Regions from separate parts of the Homo sapiens genome. Here regions 1 and 2 are each linked to region 3. A link is an interaction called in ENCODE POLR2A ChIA-PET data of the cell type or tissue named here. Cell type or tissue: MCF 10A. All regions are shown on one strand. Region 1 overlaps TMOD2 (tropomodulin 2). Region 2 overlaps DMXL2 (Dmx like 2). Region 3 holds the start of DMXL2 (Dmx like 2).

Region 1 (8,000 bases), 150 kb after region 3:
CTTGTGGAGGCTCTAGAGGCAGGCTCAGGGCTCTTTGGGCAAGGCATTCCAGGGTCCTAGGTACCTGAAGTGTGGTATAGAAAGTGGCCTATATGCTGGATGGGCATATCCCTTTGGCCTCATGGTTCCTCCCCTGGAGGGGAGAGGTACAGCCACAGGAAGACTAGTATGGGGTTCTCTAAAGTGCACGACTCAGGGCAGGGCCTCTCCTGCCCAGACCCAAGGGCAGTACTGCCAATAAGAGGGGTAGAAGCCACCATTTCCCTCTGTGTTTAAGGACTGTAGTCTCAGATCTCTGTGTGGCAGAATGCAGGATTCCTCCTCCAGTGTTCCTTCCCTCTGACAGTGACTTATTGATGTTGGTACCATCCTGGCAATCCAGGAATCTCGGTTGGATATGAACTGGCTTAATTATATGGGTCTCAATGGCCAGAACTGCATTCTCTGCTCAGTCTACTTACCCTACCAATAAGGCAGTAGTACTCAATATTTTTGTTTTTCTTCTGATTTAAAGGGAGAGTCTTTATCCCTAAAGAAAAGCCTATAGAAACTCGTAAAGAAGAAAAAGTGACCCTTGACCCAGAACTGGAAGAAGCTTTGGCCAGTGCCTCTGACACCGAACTCTATGATCTTGCAGGTTAGTCCTGAACTCTGGGAACTTTCCTGTCTGGCTCTATGACCTCCGAGCATGCACTGGCACCCATGGCAGCAGGCTTTGAGCTTCTCTTAGGTAGGAGAATGACAGGTTGACACAAGGCATTATGGAGCTGTAAGTCTTGATGCAGGTGACTTAAACTCTCTGAGCAAATGTTATTTTGCTCTATTTCAGCAGCAAATAATACCCATCTCACAAAACTCAAGAGTTACTGTGAGAAATTAAAGCAAACAAGTATGAAGGAGTGTTGAGAATTTAGAGAATAAAACAACAGCTCTTTTGCTTTCTAAGGAGCTTTCACATTTGGCATTTTATCATCACAACATTTCTATAAAGTTCTTGTTCTTCCCACAGTCATTGTTCCATTTTGATTCAGAAAACGCTAAGAAGTCCATTAGCCTTCTAGTCTTAACAATAGCAACATGATAATAATTATTATTATTTAAAATGCAGATAGAAAAAGGTCAAAGAGTACAAAAGAATGTGTAATGAAAAGTAAGTCTCTCGACCTGAATTACCTAGGCCCACTCCCATGTCTTGTACAGCCTTCAAGAAAGATTTTCTGCATCTACCAGTAGATTTATATATTAGATCTTCCTTCTACATACACAGGGTTATTAGATGACCACAGGATAGAGGTGCTTTAAAAACCAGTCCACAGCTTTAGCAAGAATTTTTATTCCATTGGAAGACATAGAATAATAACCTCTTTCCTCCCAGGAGAACCAGCCTTATTCTAAAATGTACCAGCCACCCCAACTGCATTTTCATTCCTTCTGTGATGATGTCAGGAAGTTCCCATGTTTGTGAACTTAATATTGACCATATTGACCACTGCAGGAGTTGAGGCGATGGCGTCACCTGGTAAAGAAGGTGTTTTGCACCCACTGGTCTTAGCCCTGGGGTTGCTGTGGAGGGATCCTGTTATGGCTACTGCTCCTCCCAGGGGTTGCCTCATGGTCTCTACCAGAATTGCCCAGAGGGAGAATGCAGGGCTGAACTTGAATTCCCAGGTAATGCCTTGAGAAAGGAAAAAGAGAAAAACACCAATTATTTGGAAGATACTAGATCCTGAAATTCATACAGTAAAACCAGAGAGAGAATCCAAATAGAAAACTGTCCTCGTTCATCCTTACTCAGCTTCCCTCCCTCGTCCTGTGTTCCCTAGGAATTCAGAAGGAAGCCTGGCTGGGGCTGTTGGCAGCATCTTTAGGGTGGGCCCTTCTGGAAGATTGAAGGCAGCCCCATGGGCAGATGAGCTGGCAGCCATTGAGTTTTAGATAAGAAAGAGTGTCGGCATATTGCCCATGTTATTGTGGCAGATAGAGAGCAGACAGAAAGTTCTTCAAGGGAGTGGTAGTTGACCTGCAAAACAGCACCTCTTACACTGGCTGGGTGTCAGTGTGGTCACCATCCAGAGTCTAGTTCCCAGCCCTAAACTGTGGGAGCTCTGGACTGGAAATTTGATCTTATCAGTATATATAGAAGCAGTCAGATTGGAGCAAAGTGGTGGGAACTGATCCATTAGCCCATTTCACAGATAACAGATAAAAATGAAAACCTGGCAATGGGAGCCAAATTATAATTAGAAGTTACTTGGTGAGCATAGGGCCAGAGCAAGAAGATATGTTTGTTGTATGGCCTCAGTGTTTATCAAATGGGACACCTTCTCCTTCTCCTGTCCCCTTCACAGAGACACAGTGACAAATTCTTTTTCCTTTTTTTTTTTTTTTTTTTTTTTTTGAGACGGAGTCTCACTCTGTCACCCAGGCTGGAGTACAGTGGCACAATCTCGGCTCACTGCAACCTCCACCTCCGGAGTTCAAGCGATTCTTCTGCCTCAGCCTCCCAAGTAGCTGGGATTACAGGTGCCCGCCACCACGCCCAGCTAATTTTTCTATTTTTTGTAGAGACGGGGCTTCGCCATGTTGGCCAGGATGGTCTCGATTTCTTGACCTCGTGATCCGCCCACCTCTGCCTCCCAAAGTGCTGAAATTACAGGCATGAGCCATCGCACCCGGCCCACAGTGGCAAATTCTTATTTATTTAACAAGAATTTGTAAAGCATTTAGAATAGTGCCTGACACATAGAAAGTCATTTAATCTTGGTAATAAAGTATAATTATTATCCCTGTTTTACAGATGAGGAAACGGAGACTCGGGCATTTAACAACTTCCCAAGTCACACAGTTTAACGTGGTCAGAGTCAGGATTCTTGACTGCTCCCAAGTCCCCCTCTTCACCGGGTCCTTGCTAGCTCTGACCATTTGCCCTTTCTTGTGCTGTGCCAGCTGCCTCCCTCCTTCAATATGTAGCTTACAGTAGAGCTGATAAGCATCTCAGAGGCACTCCTCTGCCACCTGTCAACAGATTATTATCCCTTCTGGGATCCTTCTTCAGGTGGCCAGTATCACCTGGAATTTCATTAGCAAAGGGAAATCTGCGTAGCAGTTGCAGGTTCAGTCAGCCCCGCATTCATTCTTCCCCAGTGTTGTTTCCTGCATTCTGTGCTGCCTCCTGGTGCAAGTTCTGTGTAATACAGGAAGCCGAAAATCAGTACGCTTAGCTGACCTTTTCTTTGCTGATGTTGCTTTTTTTTCCCCACCCTGGCATGCTCTAGAGACAATTATATTTGGTACTAAGAGATGAGGAGGCTGACATTGAAAGAGGCCTCTGGAAAAATATATGCAGTAATCTATATAATGTTAGATCTTAAAAACCCTTAGTCTCAGTCCCACCTTCTCATTTTACAGATGAGAAAACTGAAAGGTTTTCCTATTTAACTAGGAGGTCTAGGCAGATTTTCGGTAAATTGTGGCCATAATTAGCCACTGTTCCTCAGATCCTAAATGATTCTACATGTGGAGACGTAGAAAGACAGGAAGATTTCTGGTGGTCTTGAAAGGAGGTTTTTGTAAGTGTATTTAACGCTATACATGTACCACACACTGTGCAAGGAAAGAGGACTCAGGGACTTATCTTTATGATGTAAAGAATTGTTCTTCAAGGGACAAATTAACAATGTGGACATCCTAATGTGCTTCTCCAAACTTAATGCTCATTTGTTGACTGTTTTTAGCTGTCCTTGGAGTACACAATTTGCTCAACAATCCAAAGTTCGATGAAGAAACAGCCAACAATAAAGGTGGCAAAGGACCTGTCAGAAGTAAGTTGATGTGCAATCTGTGGTTTTGTAAAGCTTTGGAGCCTCCAGAGTTGCTGGTAGGAGAGAGGCCTGTTGAGTCTTGCAGGCTTTACACTCTGTCATTTTGCTAGGATCACTTGGGCTTTGAGCAATCAAACCAGAACAGAGCAGCTGACAATGAGAGCTCCATCTGGCGGTGAAACTAGTACAAATCAGTGTGTGTTGCCCAGAACACTTTCTTGGTAGGTCTGTTTAGTCAGAAGATGAAATTGTTGATATATGGGTCTGCATTAAATGGTATAATCCATATTCATGAAAAAAAATTGCTGATATAAGACTGCTTGGTCATCACAAAATGCAGCGTTTCATGTTCCTGAGGATGTTTTAATCAACTATAGTAGCTTAAATAAGTTCCCTTCTCTATTTGAGTGTCTTTTTGTCTCAATAATAGATGCTTGTCATTAGAATTTGAATGTCCACTTCCCTCAGAGGGCATGAAAGACACGCTGGCATGGACTTACGTGCACAGGACATTCCACACCACTATCTTCTATGTCAACGTTTCCTATAGACGTGTACAATTAATTAGACTTTTTTATTCATTCATTCATCAGTCATCCACTAAATACCTACTATGTGTCAGGAATGTTCTAGGCTTAGGTACAAAGATGAAAATGGTCCCTGCCCCACAACCAAAAAAGAGAATTTTAGACCAATATCCTTGATGAACATTGATGCAAAAATCCTCAATAAAATACTGGCAAACCGAATCCAGCAGCACATCAAAAAGCTTATCCACCATGATCAAGTGGGCTTCATCCCTTGGATGCAAGGAAACAACAGGTGCTGGAGAGGATGTGGAGAAATAGGAACACTTTTACACTGTTGGTGGGACTATAAACTAGTTCAACCATTGTGGAAGTCAGTGTGGCGATTCCTCAGGGATCTAGAACTAGAAATACCATTTGACCCAGCCATCCCATTACTGGGTATATACCCAAAGGACTATAAATCATGCTGCTATAAAGACACATGCACACGTATGTTTATTGCGGCACTATTCACAATAGCAAAGACTTGGAACCAAGCCAAATGTCCAACAATGATAGACTGGATTAAGAAAATGTGGCACATATACACCATGGAATACTATGCAGCCATAAAAAATGATGAGTTAATGTCCTTTGTAGGGACATGGATGAAACTGGAAATCATCATTCTCAGTAAACTATCTCAAGGACAAAAAACCAACACCGCATCTTCTCACTCATAGATGGGAATTGAACAATGAGAACACATGGACACAGGAAGGGGAACATCACACTCTGGGGACTGTTGTGGGGTGGGGGGAGGGGGGAGGGATAGCATTAGGCGATATACCTAATGCTAAATGACGAGTTAATGGGTGCAGCACACCAGCATGACACATGTATACATATGTAACTAACTTGCACAATGTGCACATGTACCCTAAAACTTAAAGTATAATAATAATAAAAAATTAAAAATTAAAAAAAAAAAAAGAAAGAAAGAAAATGGTCCCTGCCCAAGGGAATTTATCTGTCCAGGGTAAGGAAGGACCAATAACCAGATCATGTCAGTACAGTGTGATCCATGTGCTTTGAAAACTCATAGAAAATTACAGCTTTTTTTTTTTTTTTTTTTTTTTTTTCTTGAGACAGAGTCTTGCTCTGTCACCCAGGCTGGAGTGCAGTGGCACAATCTCGGCTCACTGCAACCTCCACCTCCTGGGTTCAAGCGATTCTCCTGCCTCAGCCTCTTGAGTAGCTGGGACTACAGGCATGTGCCACCACACCCAACTAATTTTTAGGATTACAGCTTTTCTTAGGTTAATTTTATTTTATTCACTTTAATAGAGACTTGGGAGATGCTTTCTAATCTCAGTAGCATATATATGAAATATTATTTATAGTGGTAATTTAGACACACAATGAGCAATATTCCTTTTATTTTTTTGAGATAGAGGCTTGCTCTGTTGCCCAGGCTGGAGTGCAATGGTGCAATCATAACTTATTGCAGCCTCCAGCTCCTGGACTCAAGCAATCCTTCCACTCAGCCTTCTGAGTAGCTGGGACTACAGGTGCATGCCACCACACTCAGTTAATTATTTTTATTTTTATTTTGTAGAGACAGGATCTTGCTATGTTGCTTAGTCTGGCCTTTCTTGTTATGCATATGGATAAAAAATGCTCATCCTTTTTAGCTTCAGCATCAAAGGGTAACGTTCTGACAATGTTTCCTATTAACAATCTGGTGCATAACCTTCTGGACGTTTATACGTACACATACAAATATTAACTTGTCTTCTAATTGTGGCCTCTTATCAGTACTTACAGGTTTCCTTCATTCTTTTAATGAGTAGATAACTTTTTTTTTTTTTGAGACAGAGTCTCGCTCTGTTGCCCAGGCTGGAGTGCAGTGGCACGATCTCAGCTCACTGCAAGCTCTGCCTCCCGGGTTCATGCCATTCTTCTGCCTCAGCCTCCCCAGCAGCTGGGACTACAGGCACCCACCACCACGCCCGGCTAATTTTTTTGTGTGTTTTTAGTAGAGACGGGATTTCATCCTGTTAGCCAGGATGGTCTCGATCTCCTGACCTTGTGATCTGCCCACCTCGGCCTCCCAAAATGAGTAGATAACTTTTTTAATGGATAGATAATGAAGATACTTTTTTTTTTTTGAGACAGGGTCTCATTCTGTTGCCCAGGCTGAAATCCAGTGTCACTACCAAGGCTCACTGCAGCCTCAAACTCCTGGGATCAAGGGATTCTCCCACCTCAGTCCCCTGAGCAGCTAGGACTACAGGCATGAACCATTACACCTGGCTAATTTTTAAAATTTATTGTAGAGGCTGGGTCTCACTGTGTTGCCCAGCCTGGTCTCAAACTCCCTGCCTCAAGAAACTCTCTTGCTTCAGTCCCCCAAAGTGCTGGGATTATAGGTGTGAGCCACCATGCCTGGCTCCTGAATAGATTCTTTTAACGAATAGACAATAAGTTGTTACGTGATGATGCTATACTTTATTTACCCATTTTCATATTGGTGGACATTTTGTTTATCATGTTTTGCTGTCACAAGTAATATTTCAGGGAACAGGGAACACCCTTGAATATATATCTTTATGTATCTGTGCTATTTTTGTAGGTAAGACTTCTAGATATAGAATTGCTGGGTCATAGAACATGCACATCTTAAATTGCAATAGATAATGCCAAATTACTCTCCCAAAACATTTGCATCAGATCACATTCCCACTTATAGAGGAGTACGAAGATGCTTTTTTCTCCACATTGTTGCCAACTCCAAATGTTACCTCGTTTCACACTTGTTTGCTAATGAAATGGTATCTCATTTCTTTATTTTGGAGCTTAGTTACTTTTTATATTTTTTGGTTGAGTGACAGATTCTTCTGAGCGTATTATTGGTTCATTTTTAATTGGGTCACCTTATTGATTTGTAGGAGCTCTGTGTATATTGGGATATTAATCCTTTGTATCTCTGTTAACTATTTTTGAGAATTCTTCCATTCTTCTTTTTTATCCCTTTCTCTCCCCATACCTTCCTTAAAACTAAAGCTCCAGAATAGAACTCAGAGGAGGGTAGGGTATAATCAAGAGGCCAGAGGGGTATTAAAGTTTGGGAAATGAAGACTTATTGTGGTGTCTGATTTGTATCTCAGATCCTGTAGTCTAGTTAGTATAGTCTGACAGATGTCCATATGGAGCAGCAATAACGGCCCATGGATATTTTGAAAGTTGGAGTTTGCTGCAGGGTCTCCTGAACTTTGGGTCCATGCAGTGTTAGCCCCAGGGAATTCTCATTGCAGTTGAGAAACACCAGCCTTCCAAGCTGTGACTCATAGCTATACCACTCCCATGCTTGCTTAGCTGAGAATACACCTACTGTCATTGCTATTAAAGTGTTATTGGAATCAGCATATGAAAGAAATGTCATTTTTTGGGAAGTCACCACTGATTTTGATAGGAGAGACTTTGCATTTTTTAAAATGAAAACTTGTGTTTTAGATGTTGTCAAAGGTGAAAAAGTAAAGCCAGTATTTGAGGAACCACCAAATCCCACAAATGTGGAAATAAGCCTGCAGCAGATGAAAGCCAATGATCCTAGCTTGCAAGAAGTCAACCTCAACAACATTAAGGTATTTCATTGTGATTATCATCA
Region 2 (8,000 bases), 87 kb before region 3:
GGAGGTAGGGATGGTTAATGTGTACAAAAAAATAGTTAGAATTAATAAGACCTAGTATTTGATAGCACAACAGGGTGACTATAGTCAATAATTTAATTGCTCATTTAAAAATAACTAGAAGAGTGTAATTAGATCATTTGTAACACAAAGGATAAATGTATGCGGTGATAGATACCCCATTTTCCATTATTTGATTACTAAGAATTGCATGCCTATATCAAAACATTTCATGTACCCCACAAATATATACATCTACTATGTACCCACAAAAATTTTAAAAAAATTTTTTAAACCTGCAACTAACATTATATGTAATGATCAAAGACTGAATGCTTTTCCTCCAAAAATGGGAAGAAGGCAAGAACATCCAATCTCACTTCTTATTCAACATGGAGTTGGAAGTTTTAGTCACTGCAACAAAATAAGAAAAATAAAAGCCATACAGATTAGAAAGGAAGAGATAAAATTGTTCCCATTTATAATGAGATGATTATCTACATGGAAAAGTCCAAGAAATCTACCAAAAACACTCCTACACCTAATATATGCATTCAGCAATGTTACAGGATATAAGATAAACATACAAAATTCAATTGTATTTGTATATTCAATTGTATTTGTATATTCTGGCCATAACTACATGGACACCAACATTAAAAAGACAGCACCCTTTACAGTCAGTAGAATAAATGAAATACTTATGTATAAACCTAACAAAACATTCATAGGACATGCATGCTGAAGACCACAGGAGAGGGAGATTGGGGACACTATTGAAAGTTGTTTACTGTATATATTTAGAGATGGGGGGGTCTCACTATGTTGCCCAGGCTGGTCTTGAACTCATGGGGTCAAGCAATCTTCCCATCTCATTCCCAAAGTGCTTGGATTACAGGTGTGAGTCACCGTGCCTGGCTACATTATATTTTGAGTACTATATTATTATTTGAAGGTAGACTATGAGAGGTTAAAGATGCATATTATAAAACCTTGAGGAACCACCAAAAACAAAACACTGAGTATAATGGAGAACAAATAGAACCATAAGAAAACACAAAATCCCCCAAATCATGGAGAATGACATCAATAGCAAAAAACTAAAAACAGGCAAAAATTCCCATTTTCAAAAAGGAAAAGAACATACTTCTGCAGGGCAGACCAAGGAGCTTAATGTCTACCTAGTACAATGTTTTGGTCACCAAGTGATGTCAAGGTGTGCACATTACACCTATCATATATTAAAACAAATCACCTCATGTAACTTTGACTTTCTTCGTTGACTGCAGAAGATAGAAAGACTGTATTTTATTTCAGCAAAGTATATGGCAAGCTGTCTCACAGAAATCCTTGAAACAAGCTGGAAAACATTCCAAAAAATGAAAATGGAGAAAGATTTCAAATGTATACTGCTAGGCTCTTTCTTCAGACCTGCCTATTTATCATATTAATAACTGACTCAGATGGTGCAGGTATAACACTCTTCAAACAGGCTGGTGACATAGTCATAAAGCAAAAACAAATACATTAAATAACATAATCCAGATTCAAAAAGATACTGAGAGATTGGACTGTTTAGTTGTGCTTAGCAAGATGAAATGTAATAGGAAAAATAGGTCTACATTTGGACCCCAAATCCAAATGTACAAATACAGAATGGAGAAGACAAGGTTTAGCAGAGAGCAGGGAGGGGGAAAGACTTCGGGATATTGACAGTCAGCTCATGATGAGTCAATTACATACGAAGAATGTGGAGTGACTGTCAAAACATAAATGTATCTAATGAGAGAGGTCACAATATTGCTATGTTTTAGTCATCCTACAAGGCTCAGAGTACAGACAAACTGAAAACTGCTCAGAAGAGTAACCAGGGTCAAATGTAAAACAGATAAAGAAACTTGATAGGCACAGGGGGAGCAGATTTGGCCTGAGGTAGTAAGGTTCACAGGTTACAAGAAAGCTGTCTTTTAATATCTTGAGGTACTCTCATACGCAAGAAATATTAGATTTATTCTAAGTAGAACTAGCACTAGCAAGTAGAATGTACACAAAACAAATAGCGTTTCAATATGATTGTGTGAGCTATTCAAGGATAGAATGAGCTGCATTTAGAGTTGAGTCTCCCTCATCGATGGCCAGATGACAAATTGGCAGGAATGAAGCAGAGGGGAATAAAGCATCAGATGGCTGGTGAGACCAGGTGACCTTTAAAATATCTTCCAATTCTAGTTCTATGATTCTATTTTTCTAGACTTTCTCTATGTCAAACCTTAAGCTCCAATCCAAATGGTTTTCTCACTGTTTCTGGAACAAGCTTTACACATGTACTTTCCTGTATCTATACTTACTTCCAGGCAATTTTCTCACTCAGGCAAAGACAAAGAATTTATCTTTCTAAATCTTATCCACTCATCAAGAATGAACCCAAATATTGTCCTTAATAAAGAATTCTATGCCTACCTTAATCTGATCTCTCTCTCTCCTCTGAATAATGAAACACTTCTAGGGCCATCCTTTTGGCAATTAATTACATACCACCCTTAGACTCCTCTTCTTATGTCTTAAACTGCTACTTAACTTTTTATTAATAAGCTCTCTCTTCAGCTAAATTAAAAGCTCCTTAAAGGTAGGTCTGAAACTTATATTTTGTATTCCCTCTACATCTAGGAGAACATAGTAGATGCTCAAAAATAGTCATTGGTTTTCAATACTGGAAACATTTTTATTAGAATAGTTGTTTTTATAGGTAAATGGAAAATCTACTGTTCAACTCTAGATACTAACATATATGACTTCCAGCTCAGATACAGAACTATCAGAATGAGATGCTGCCACCCACTGATAACAAATTCTAACCAGAGAATTTTTTAAAATGGTGAATCAAGCTTGAAAAAGTTCCAATTTTCCAACCTAAACATACAGCTTGGTAAAGATGCCTTAAAACTTCTTTTAAGCAAAGTAAGACTAACAGAACCAAACTAGAGAGTAAAATATGTTACAAACAAATAATATTTTAGAAAAAAATCCTTTTTATTTCTTTTCATGTAAAATGTATTAATGTGTGGTATGTACACTAAAATTTTGATTCATGTACCTTGGAACACAGCTTAGGAAAAAATAAATGTGTCATATATATGTCATATGCAGCCCAGAACATATACTTACTCCCTAAACAGCAACTAACAAACACAGGTCCTAGACAAAGTCAAAAGAGAATTCTTTATCTCCTTAGATAAATTAATAAAGATTATTAAATACTTACTGAAGATTCTGGGTCTGACAATTCATCTAATAATTTCCTTGCATCCACTACAGCTTGATAGAGTCTCAGATTTTTGCCATCAGAAGCAACAAAGCAAGCACTTGCAGAATTGCAGTATGTGCCTGAGAAAGGAAAACAAGGCCTCTGGGTTCTAAACATGTAGTGTATTTTTCTTATTGGCTAAAGGATAAGAAACAAGTATTCACATTTTTTTTAGGCTTAACCATGGTCTAGAATCATAATTAAACAGGCACAATAAGTAGATACAAAATTATTAACAAAAAGTTTAATTAAAAAATGGATTATGAGAGAAAAGGTTAAAAACTTCTGGAAGTTCTAAAAATCAGTCTCATGCCTGTATTCTGAATATTTATTAAAAATCACCTTAATGAAAACTGAATACTTATTAAAAATCTTAATGACAACAAATATAAACCATTTCGTATATAACAAATAATAGTTTAAAAGCTTGTGTTAATTTCACAATTACAATGAACACTTACCTAGACAGTAACTGGGAATGAGAGTTGGAAGCCAAGCCACATTAGAGAACGCTGAGGTATGTAAAGAGTTAATTCGAGCCAATTCTGATACTCCTCCAGTGTATGACAAAGGTCCTATTGGGTCTACACGCCACAGAATAAGTTCACTGTAGATTGCATTTGGGTCATGAAATGTACGAGTTGCTGCATTTCTAAGAGGTTGTTTCGAGGAACCTTTTATATGTTTTACAGGGTCCATTAATCTACTTAATTTATTGTCTGAGTCCCACTGACAATCTAATTCAGGAGTCAATAGAGCATTATGATGAGAGGATGTCAATAACAGTGGTAAAACTGAATGACATGCCAGGTCATTGAGGTGAAATCGATGACCGCAATATCTAAATTTGTGAGATACAGTTAGAACAGTGGTAAAGGCAGACTTATCAGCAAAAGTGACTGCCCACTGATTTAAAGAACCATCTATGTGTTTAGAGATCATCATTACTGTGGGAGCTAAGATGTTCATATGTGTACTGTGGGATCTAGAGTGTGGCTGTGATCCGTGAGGACTGCCTACAGACATCCCCTCCTGGTGTAACAGCGTGTGGTGAGAATCTTTTGTCGCATTTATACAGGCATACATCATGATATTTTTACTAAGAGAGCTTGCATCACCAGAGGGAAATGCAACAGGAATCCGAGAAGAAAAAGAAACCTGAAAAACATAATTATATGATTCAGTGCAAATAGTTTACCTCCTCTCAAAAAAAAGACTTCTATTCTCAAAATACCAAATCTCAGCTTCTTATCAAAAAATGTCATTTTCAACCTCTTTATGGTCCAGTCCCCTTGCTCTATTTAGGTAATACCATATCTCTATTCATGGCCTAAGAGAAGGCTGAAGAAAAAAAGTTCAAGTGCTTTGCTTGTACAACAAAATGACCACAGCCACAGATCTAAATAGCAATAAAGTTGAGAGAGATGACAAAGGCAGCTTCGTTTAGCTCATCAAATTGGCCACAAGGAGGAGCTCATCCTGATTCACATTTTCAGGGTAGTTTCTTAATCTTATTCAAAATATTATTAATTCCCTCAAAAATCAACACATATATTTAAATATTCAGTACTGCATTTCAAGGCCAAATTCATTATCTTCTAACTAATCAAGTTTGCTAAGCTTATGGTCACTGATCCCTTCTGAAAGAAAGAAGTATTCTTTACTCAGATGCTTATCAAAACCAAAATTTTCAGTAATTCTAAAAACATGCTAACTCTACAAAGCATTTATTTCTTTTTACTATTTTAAGAAATGTAATAACTATTTCATCAATAAAATATACCTGAACTTGTCTAAATATTCCAGGATTATATTCATCCAAATACTTCACATGCCACACTAGAAAGGTACCATCTACAGGGTGTATTGTAAAAAGCATATCAGGATTCTTATTCCATTCAGTTAGCAGCGTTTCAATCTTCCGATCAAGCAGAACCGTAGGCAGTGGCATTGGTACACTAAGTCGTGAGTAAGTTCTAGGACTTCCTTCTCTTTCTCCATCTTCATGTTCTGATGATCCTGTACCTGCCTCAGATTCTCTATCCAGGGATAAATCTGAACCAGAAAATATATTTATCAATACAAGCATTAAATAATTCATTTACATACTAGACTATAAATAAATGGCATACTATCTTTAAAAACTAAATCTCTTTTCCAATTTACAGTCAGAAAAAAAAACAAAGGAAACTTTTGTCTGAATTGAATGTTACTACAGTTACTACTTTTAGATAAATTAAAACTTCATTCACCCTATCATTATTACTACCATTTAGCAAAACCTGTTCCCCAGAAAAGGATATGGCTTCCAAAGAACATATAGAGTTAGATGATGTTTGCAGGGGCTAGCAGAGTACCTGATCCAAGGCAGATGGTCAGTAAATACTTGTGTAACAAATAGAAAAGTAAAAAGGAGGAAGAGCGGGAAGGAAGAATTCAAAACTAAAAGTGGTACCACAGAAAGCTGTTAACTTTGGAGTAAGTAAAATCTGAACACAGGATACTAACCATGGTCTAATTTCATATGTAAACCCCGTTCTCTATCCTCCTGTGAATGTTCCTCATCTTCTCTATCTGCATCATCATTTTCATGATCTACCTGCTTATCAGAAAGTTTTCGTAATTGATGCATAAATACTTCTGTAGATGATGTAAAATGAAATTCCTTGTTGTTTAACCAATGAACTACAAAGCCCCCATTTCCATCATCAACATTAAATGCAGTGCCAACCAAGACATTTGGAATATCTGTGGAAATAAAAGAGATTTCAATATAATTTTTTTTATTTCTTTAAAAACATGACAAGTGCTTACAATGACTAATCTATATAAAGAAAAGGTGCTAAACAAGTCAACATAATTTTAGCAGCATTTGTAAAAACTTTAACTGAATTTAATGGTAAATGTAAATCTTAAGAATTAATGATAGACATATGAAATTAAACTATTAACTTAAAAACAAAATACACGAATGCATCAACCTTCAGTGAATTCCAGTTTGGGGACAGGGGATGAAAAATTAAAGCAGAAAAGCAGCTATAAAAGAGATAACTAGAGAAGTTTAAATATGAACTGGATATTAGATATTATGGAATTACTTATCATTTTCTTAGGTATGATGATATTATGATTATGTGAGAGAATTTTAGGAGATACTTGCTAATGTAAGGGTGATACACCATGATAGGTGTAACTTACTTTGAAAAGACTAAGAAAACATTTCGACCATGTGCGGTGACTCATGCCTGTAATCCTAGCATTTTGGGAGGGAGAGGCGGGTGGATTGCCTGAGCTCAGGAGATCGAGACCAGCCTGGGCAACACGGTGAAGCCCCATCTCTACTAAAATACAAAAAATTAGCCCAGTGTGGCGGGGTGTGCCTGTAGTCCCATCTACTTGGGAGGCTTAAGCAGGAGAATTGCTTGAACCCGGGAGGTAGAGGTTGCAATGAGCTGAGATCACTCCACTGCACTCCAGCCTGTGTGACAGAGCAAGACTCCGTTTCCAAAAAAAAAAAGGAAGAAAGAAAGAAAGAGAAAAGAAAACATTTCATACACATACACACAGAGACATTTGCCACATATAAAGCAACTGTGGCAAAATGTTAACAACTGTTGAATCAAAGTGAAGAATATAAAAGTATTAACTGTACTATTCTTCCAACTTTTCTCAGTGTTTGAAACTTTACTAAATAGCTGTTGGGAAATAAAATCAAGAAAAAAACACAAGAAGGCAGGCAAAATTCTAAGTATAAGATAATTTCTCCATTTGAGGTAACTGAAATTTATGAAATTGATGAGTTCATGTAAGAGAGTATAAATTGGCCAGGTGTGGTGGCTCATGTCTGTAATCCTAGCACTTCTGAAGGCCAAGGCGGGAGGATCGCTTGAACTTAGGAGTTTGGGACCAGCCTGGGAAACACAGCGAGACACTGACTCTACAAAAACTACAAAAATTAGCCAGGTGTAGTGGCACACACCTGTGGTCCCAGCTACTCAGGAGGCTGAGGTGGTAGGATTGCCTGAGCCGGAGAGGTCAAGGCTGCACTCTAGCCTGGGTGACACAGCAAGACCCTGTCCTCCTCCGCCCAAAAAATGGTATAAATCAAAAACTTAATCTCCTTAATTTCAATCCATATTATAAATAATTCATTCAACAGAAGGAAAAATTGTCCTTTGCAAAAAGAAGTGAAAATCTAAAGATAAAATGCATGGACATTCTGGTAATGTTCTATTACAATAAATATGAATGTTAAATGCTCTAATTTGTTCTTTCTTTCCAGTTCCTGGATGACTATTCTGGTTTTGTGATAAAAATGAAATAAATCATATAAAATAGGATTTGTGAATTAGCAATCCTATAAAACACTACATCACCTATGTGCCTATGTAGTAATCTTGCTCAGAATGTTAAACCTAAATCTTATTAACAAATATTCAGACTGTGAGACATTTTGAAAGAAAACTGAGAGACAACTTTTTGAGACTAACAGATTTTTTTTTGACAATTGAGAAAGGGACTGTTCTAGATTGGAGGAATTTAAAGAAAATAATCTGCATTTAAGAAAGGAATCTATATTTGTATATGAATGGTATATTACATGATATTATTTTATCTATGTTCCTCACATGCAATAACAGTATTACAGCTATGGAGGCAAATTCCCTTTTTACTAAAAGATACATTCTTAAATATTTAG
Region 3 (8,000 bases):
AAAACCTAGATCTTACACTGAAAAGAACAAAATTGTTCAAAAGGTGATGTTTTAAAATGTGATATCTACAGCTACATTTACGAAATCACAATCGAATGTTTAAGGAAACAGCTGTATACTGCCTAAACACAAGTGAAAAGCATCATAGCTTACGTGATACCACTAAAACCACAGACATCAGCTGAGATTGTCCACTACAGACTGCAGTACCATGTCAATATTGCACAAATTGGGACATCACGACATCAAGTAGTCATTCACAGCCAACCAATCACGCCACCCACCATGCACAGCAAAATATATAACACACATTTCTTTCAATTATTACACTGTCATAAACTCAAAATCCTTTTAGAACAATTCTGTTCTTCAAAGATGTATCAATTTTAGACTCTGAAATAAAGTATGTATTGTATTTTGAAAAGGTTCTCAGGCTACCATGAAACACAACATCAGCTAAGAATCATGAGTTAGTTGCAAGACAGTAGTTCCTTCTACACTATGTCTGGGAGGCCTTCCATCCATCCACTAACCCACCTACGCACCCACACACCCTCTCCAGAGCAGGCACTCTGATATTAAGAAGGAAATACTACCAAGAAAAGCCCACACAATGAGAAGTCACAAGACCTTCATTCCAAGTCCTGGCTGGTCCCCCTTTTAATCATCTGATCCAGAACTAAAGTTTCTTCATCTGATTGCTCTAAAATCAAGTGACAGGCTCCATGAAGAGGAGCTTGCTTTTTATTTTTACTATTATATTACTTTATTTTATTTTACTATTATTACTATTTATTATTCCTATATTTACAAACATAGGAACTTAAGTATTTGTTAGTTGATTATATATAGACTGCTTGAAAGCAGCTTGTTTTTTGTTTTGTTTTGTTTTGTTTTTCAATCTGTTTTTCACAAAGCCCAAGAGATCATTTCTAGTTCATGGCAAAATTAAAACTGGATCAGTGCGCTCAAAACTAAGGTAGTTAAATGAGATGGTGTGCAAAATGGGTTTGTATTTACATTTGTCAAAAGACCAAAATAACAGTGTCACAGGCAGGCATCCTAAACCACGTAAATTTTGAGTCGAATTTGGAAACCCAAAAGGACTGTCTTGTTGCAACATAAAAATGCAGTTTAGAGTAAGAAGATCAGTATGTAACAGAGGGGCCAAAGTGAGGAGTACATATAATTAAAAATAAAGTCAAAGATGGAGAATACTTGACAAGTTTACATTTCCTAACACAGCTATTAAAAACAATTACATATTCTTAAGCCAAGAGTAATATAGTAAAATGACACTTGAAGAAAATTATCCTAGCAGCGGTGTGGAGGATGAAGAAGTTATCGGACATGACAGTTTTGAAAGCTTTTATATTAATACCAATAAGATTGTAAAATAAGGTGGTGGTTAAGGATATGAAAAGGAGTAAATCTGGTAGACAGTGCAGAGTCAACTAGACTTCGTGAAACGCTGAATTAGGGAAGTGCAAGAAGATTTGAAAATGACTCTAAGCATCTGGTCACAAGTGGCCTACAGCATAACCACACCTGCACAGCACTAACAGTTCTTACACAGGCTTTTCCAGGCTGCATCTGAACCCGTTTATTTAGTTCTACATACCAGACCTGCCGTGAGACAGCACTCCACTTTAGATGGAAGCAGAAAACTACCACCACCATTCTAGCAGGAAAATATAACCAAAGATTCCAGCTTTGTTTCTTGATGAAAGAGGCCCACTCTTCTAACCCTGAGGAACTTCCTATCTGCACTACTGGGGAACAGGGAAATTTCTTCTCTCTATCCCCAAAAACCAAGATTCTCCACACACTTGAAGACAAAGCTCAGCTCTATATGAATATTTTAAGTCACATGTACATAAAACACAGATGACAAAAGGGGTCGTTCTAAACTGGAGCTAGGCCAAGTGGATTACACTAAAAAATTAAAATGGCTAAAAAGCAATCTTCTGGGGTTAATGTATCACAAAACGTCAAAAAATAAATTCTGTTCCAGAATGCACTGCTACATAATGATTCTGCAGTTTTGCTGAAGCTTTATTTTCCGCAGTTTTAAAAACACTGTTGGAAAGCAGACATCAAAGGGTTTTCCTTGTCTAAAAAGCATACCATTACGGAATTTCCAGTTTTATCAAGAAGAACAGTTTACAAAATATATTTAATAAAGGTCTGGCTGCCTACAGTTCCTTATAAGGAAGACCATGTATAAATTTCATTCTTTAAAAAAGAACTCAATTTATGGGAGTCTATCTATGAGTAAACGAAGCTCCAAGGCTTGGTTTAAACATTTCCACTCTCAAAAAGGACTGATGAGTCCAATCTCCTTGAGAAACATGTCTACTTCATCTAGCTTTTAAGGAGATTCTAAAACGTTATGTATACATACACTTTTCTCAAACAAGCACTGTTGTAAATTTTTCACATTGCCTTACTATATTAAAAAAAAGGCTACCTTACAGATTAAAATATTATCTAGGAGGATTACCAAACTACGACCTCCTGATAAATGAGACAGCTCTCCAAGCCACTGTGACTCTAACCTTTCCATTCTAAATCTTTCGGGCGCGGAGGATGAATTTTTCTATCTTTTTGTTGGAATTAAGATCCTGCATTATCAGGAGATACAGAGTCAGGCTTAAAGCCACAGACTCCAGCAGCTCCTCGCTGCCCTAGCACAGCGGGCAGGGGGAGCCAAGGCGCAGCATCGCCTCCACGCTCCGAGACCAACACCAAGTCTCTTCACCTCCACGCTCCGAGACCAACACCAAGTCTCTTCGCCTCCACGCCGAGAGCAGCTGCGAAACGGACGCTCTGGGGTTTCAGCCGCACCACCACTTTCCTCCACCGCAGACCGAAGGGCCGCCCTAGGAGGAGCCTTCTAGTCCAGTCACCTCAGGCCCGTTTGCTTGGGGTGGAGAGTGCGGTGGATTCCTAAGCCTTTCCCCTAACGGGTGATTTCCTACACCAGACGCAGGACCCACGGTCCCACGGGTCCCAGGGGGAACTAAACCCCAAGGCTGCAAAGGGGCCACGGGTGGGGCCCACCAACATCTCACAGCCTCCTGAGGAGGCGTGCGCCCTGGACAGGAGGTCCCTGCCCCCGCGTCTGGCCCCTGGTATCTTCCCCTAGGGCTCCCGGCCGCCGCTCACCGTGAAGGGGACATCCCCGACGCTGCCCACGGAGTAGCAGTTGTCTCCAGGGTTGACAGCTCCGGTGAGGACCTGATGCAGATGCATCTCCGGAGCCCGGGCTGGACAGAATGCGCGGGAGGTGCGACAAGCTCCGCGCCTGACCCTCCTCGGGCTGCGAGAGCCGTTTCCCTCTGTGCCTCCCTCGGAAACCCGCCCCGCGGAGGCTCTGGCTTAACTCCTCGCCCCCCTTTCGCCTTCCCTCCGCCTCGTCCCTGCCATGGGAGCTCCTCGACCGCCGCCGCCGCCCGGGTCGCCGCTCAGCTGCGGAAATGCCCGGATGTTCCCACTGCCTGCTGCACCGGCGCACAAATGCGGGAGGGCAAGGGTGCTTGTGAGGCGGGGGAGGGCACCGGGGGGAACGCGCGAGCCGGGAGCGTGCAGCAAGGGAGCGGGCCAGCGCGCGCGCCCACCGCGGGGGAGCGAGGTAGAGCCCTCCCCCCGCGGCAAAGCTCTCAGCTCAGTCTTTCTTCCCCCCATCACCCGCGTTTGCGCGTGCGCGCGCCGTGGTTTCCAGGGCAATTGCGCGCGCCACGCCGACCCGCCGTCCCGTGATTGCGCGCGCAGACGTGCGGGAGTTCCCTTGGAGCCTCCCGGGCTGTAGCCGCTGCGGACTGGGGCGGAGGTGGGGGCGGGGGCGAGTGGGGTGCAGGTCGCTCGGGGCCACGCAGCAGTCGGACGCCGGGGACGCGCCACGAGCCGGTTTTGCTGTGTTGAACGTATTCCAGAATACAGTGTGCAATGGTCAGTGCCGTTGACCTCAGAAGGACACCCGTCACCGGGAATTTCCACCTGGAGATATCTTAGATATCTTCAGTCTTTTCGAAAGTGCAGTACATAAGATATTTTATTTTACATAAACAATGTAGGCATCTTGCAACTATTTAGAGAAGCCATACTCCCCTGAAAGCTAATTATTTTGCTCCCACCTTTTGTCACGGTTATTCTAGACAGCAAAAAGCCGCCTTAGAGACGGGTGACTCCTTTCGACTTTTTTTCATGAGTAATTTCATGAATTAGCAGAATCGCCTGATTTTCCAAACTATCTGCTAAACTTTGAATGGTTGATAACAAGGATCATCAGCTCCCTGCCACAGGCCAATTCATGGCAAATGTTCTAACCCATACTATGCTTAAATCACAGGGTAAGGAAGTAGGGGACACCAAGACATAACTATCTGTAAAACCAGGCAGAACGCCAAAGGTGGTGTGATTGAGATATAAAAGTCTTTATGCACCACAGAAGAGGAAGAAGAATGTTGACTAAGGGCGTGGATAAGGCATTATGGAGACATAACCTGACATAAACGCTGAGTTTAATTTTGACAGGCTGAGATAGACAAGAAATGCTGCAAATACAGTACAGAAAATAGAGGGGGTGTTGAAGGTACAAAGATTAATGTTTGAGGCAGATGATTTATAGGGTAGGGAAAGTAAATAATACTTAGCAAGAGATCAAGGTATCCAAGTGGTCTAACTCTTGGCCTACCAAAACATATTATGGAGAGTCTTGAATGCTCCAAGAAGCCCAGATTTCACTCTGCATGCAGTGGGGGTATATCAGATGTTTCTGAGCAAAAATTTATATAATCAGAGCTGCTTTGGGAAGATGACTTTGTAGCATTTTGAAGCATAAAGGGAAGGGTGGGGAAGATTGGAGGCAAAGATCTGTCAGTCGTTGGTAATCTTTTCAGTAGAAAGTTGCAGGAGGAATGAAAAATAATACCTAATGACCTGCGGCATTCTCTCTCTTTCTCTCTCTCCCCCCTCCCTCCCCTTCCCTCCCCCCCCCTTCCTCCCTTCCCCCGCGCCATATCCAAGGGTTCCTTTTTGTTACTACTAGATTCTAGATGAGTCTCTTAATCTTTGACCTTCACTGCATTAGAAACCAAGTCAAAACTATCATCAAACAACAAATTGTACTCAGGTTTCCAAGAGTGTTACTAATTCACATTATTTAAACCATTTCACATTTGGCTCTTGTTTTACAGCATTCCATGAAGTTTTGGCCCATTCACACAGTTGTGAAGTTGTGAGCCTCTTTCTTCCTCTCGGTATCAAACTCAAAATCTGAAGCCTGTATCCACCTGTTCTCTTCCCTCATGAATCCTTTAAATGGCTTCTTGATAGCTGTATCTTAAGGTTGCAAATGACTAATTAAGTCTCCTGGAATTACAGCTGAGCCTTTTATTGTCCAATCTGATCAGTCAAAACTCACTCCAGACTAATATGGCAAGTTTCCTTGGTAGCCCACCAGGGCAGCTAGACCACACTTTTGACTGTCCACAATTTCATCTCTTCCTTGTTCATGCAAATTTTTTCATGGACCTAAAAACAAATTGGAAATTCTTTCTTCTAATTTTGGAAAGGGCTTTCTTTTAAAAATTAGAAAAAGTAGCAGTTTTGTATCATTAACAAAATATGCTAATCGAATTGTAAGATATAATTTATCATGTCCACAACTCTTTTTTTTTTCTTTTTGCTTTGATTTGAGATCCCAACACAACTCTTAATAGTACCTTTGGGGTTGGGTTTAATGGCCCATTGAATGTGTGCCATTAAATGTGGGACTTAGTTTCCCAGCAGTATCACCTACCGATGTGTACTAGTTATCAATTACTGTGCAATAAATTACCCCAAAATTTATCAGCCAAAAATAACAGTAGAGATTCATTACCTCACAGTTTCTGTGAATCAATAATTTAGTAGTAGCTTAGCAGGAAAGTTCTGGTTCAGAGTCTTTCATGAGATGGCAATCAAAATGTCAGCTACATGCTAAATAAAAGAAGCTGGACACAAAAGACCACATAATTCGTTTGTATGAAATCATTTGTATGAAATTTTCTGAAAAGACAAATCTACAGTCACAGAAAATAGGTTAGTGGTTGCCTGGGGCTGAAGGTGGAACTGAGAGTGACTGCTAATGGATATGAGGTTTCTTTTTGGCATGAGATAAACATTCTAAAATTAGATTGTGGTCATGGTTGGGCAGTTCTGTAAAATTACTAGAAATCATTGAATTGTATACTTGAAATTAGTGAATTGTATGGTAATTAAATTATACTTTCAATAAAGCTATCTAAAAAAGAAATAGCCAGGGATACAGTCATCTGAAGTCTTGACTGAAGTTAAAGGCCCTGCTTCCAAGATGGCAGGCTCTCATGGCTAGCAAGTTGAGCCTAATAGATAGATGGAGGCCTCAGTTCCTATGTGTTCCTCTCCATAGTGCTGTGTGAGTGTCCTCAAGACACGGCGGCTGACTGCTCCAGCAGCAAGTGATCCAAGAGAGAGACCAAGGTAGAAACTGCAATGTCTTTTATAAACTAGCCTTAGAAGTCACACGCCATCATTTCCACCATATTTTATTGGGTGCACAGGCCAGCTATAACTTAGTGTGGGAGACTATTTCCCAAGAAAGTGAGTGCCAGGAAGGGAGAGTCGTGAGCAGCCATTTTGGAGGTTGTCCACTACACCACGGAACTCAAGGACTTTATCTTCAAGAGTCAAGGGGCAGCCAGGCGCAGTGGTTCACGCCTGTAATCCCAGAGCTTTGGGAGGCCGAGGCAGGCAGATCACCTGAGGTCGGGAGTTTGAGACCAGCCTGACCAACATGGAGAAACCCCGTCTCCACTAAACATACAAAATTAGCCGGGCGTGGTGGTGCATGCCTGTAATACCAGCTACTCAGGAGGCTGAGGCAAGAGAATCACTTGAATCCGGGAGGTGGAGGTTGCTGTGAGCCGAGATCACACCATTGCACTCCAGCCTGGGCAACAGAAAGTGAAACTCTGTCTCAAAAAAAAAGAGTCAAGGGGCATGACTTGTGTCATTATTACTCTTACCTACAGAGGTAACTGGAATTTCTACTCATAAATCTACAGCATCGTAATGTTGATCTTTGATATATCTGTTATTAGTTCTTGTTGAGCTATCTATATAATTTAAATATTAAATTCTCAAGTGATTCCATTTGTTTGAGGATCTAATACCTATTTTTTAAAAATATTTCTTCCAGTTGTGGGGACCTTACAGTTTTCCTAGGATGTCTAACACTTTAAGCTTCTGGTTTCTTCAGTAGTATAGCAATGGAAGCCCTGACTTTCTGTTACCAGTTCATTTTGCAGTCTATTGTGTTAAAGCCTGAAATTGATGTTGTAACAATACCTGTATTGCTTTTCAGTCATAAACTATAGCAATGATGCATTTTAATCTAAAATATCATAGGTGTGAACCTATATCAGTTATCACTTTAACAAACCCCTCTGAAACACAGTGGCTTAAAACAACAATTATTATTATTTCGTATGTTCTGTGAATTGGTTGGGAAGTTCTGCTGGTTTCACTCATACAACTGCAGTGAACTGTGGTAGAAGGTCCAAGATGGCCTCATGTCTAGCAGTTGATACTAGTTGTTGTCTGGGGTGCCTCAGTTCCCCTTTATGTGGCATCTTGCCCTCCATAGACTAGACCAACGTTTGTACATGGCAGTCTCATGCTTAGCCTTGAAGGGCAGAGTCACTTCTATCATATTCCTTGGTCAAAACAAGTCACAGAGCCAGCACAGATTCAAGAACTAGGAAAACAAATCCACCTTTCAATGGGAAGAACAGAAAAGTCACATTGAAAATGGGTATAGAAGAAGTTATCGGCATCTTTACAAAAAAATCTGTATCACAGCCTCAAACTCTAGCTTTGACCATCTCTGTGGCCTCTGATTTGTTATATTTGCTTTTGCTTTAGGTAAGAATGCCACTTATAGGATGAAAAACAAAAACTTACGTATCTGCTCTCTT

What was found. ChIA-PET counts read pairs that join two places held together with the same protein. Peaks named below come from ENCODE experiments on the same cell type or tissue, not always from the same donor. Only the 100,000 strongest peaks of a DNase experiment are listed, where the experiment ranks them.
Region 1: POLR2A ChIA-PET joins it to region 3 with 10 read pairs; 2 of 35 experiments call an interaction of 5 or more read pairs at or near these places.
Region 2: POLR2A ChIA-PET joins it to region 3 with 17 read pairs; 6 of 35 experiments call an interaction of 5 or more read pairs at or near these places.

The regions. Positions count from the first base shown.
Region 1 is chr15:51,773,198-51,781,197 of GRCh38, forward strand. It overlaps TMOD2 (tropomodulin 2), which reads left to right. Exons shown (of 10, transcript NM_014548.4): 4 at 515-637; 5 at 3,735-3,821; 6 at 7,847-7,977. Among named protein-coding and RNA genes, the nearest start is that of TMOD2, 26 kb to the left of the region's middle. In MCF 10A, CTCF peaks have their summits at 3,180 (motif pointing left) and 3,967 (motif pointing left); DNase peaks (open chromatin) are centred at 3,164, 3,954 and 7,664.
Region 2 is chr15:51,532,404-51,540,403 of GRCh38, forward strand. DMXL2 (Dmx like 2) reads right to left here. Exons shown (of 44, transcript NM_001378457.1): 10 at 5,810-6,049; 11 at 5,085-5,356; 12 at 3,763-4,459; 13 at 3,260-3,381. Among named protein-coding and RNA genes, the nearest start is that of DMXL2, 86 kb to the right of the region's middle. In MCF 10A, a CTCF peak has its summit at 4,760 (motif pointing right); no DNase peak of the experiment used is centred here.
Region 3 is chr15:51,619,291-51,627,290 of GRCh38, forward strand. It overlaps DMXL2 (Dmx like 2), which reads right to left and starts at 3,481. Exons shown (of 44, transcript NM_001378457.1): 1 at 3,169-3,481. The coding sequence starts at 3,255. LOC105370816 (a long non-coding RNA gene) reads right to left here. Exons shown (of 5, transcript XR_932236.3): 4 at 5,885-5,996; 5 at 5,394-5,535. RefSeq lists an enhancer at 2,619-3,028 and a silencer at 3,399-3,618. In MCF 10A, a CTCF peak has its summit at 2,673; DNase peaks (open chromatin) are centred at 2,831, 3,481 and 3,721.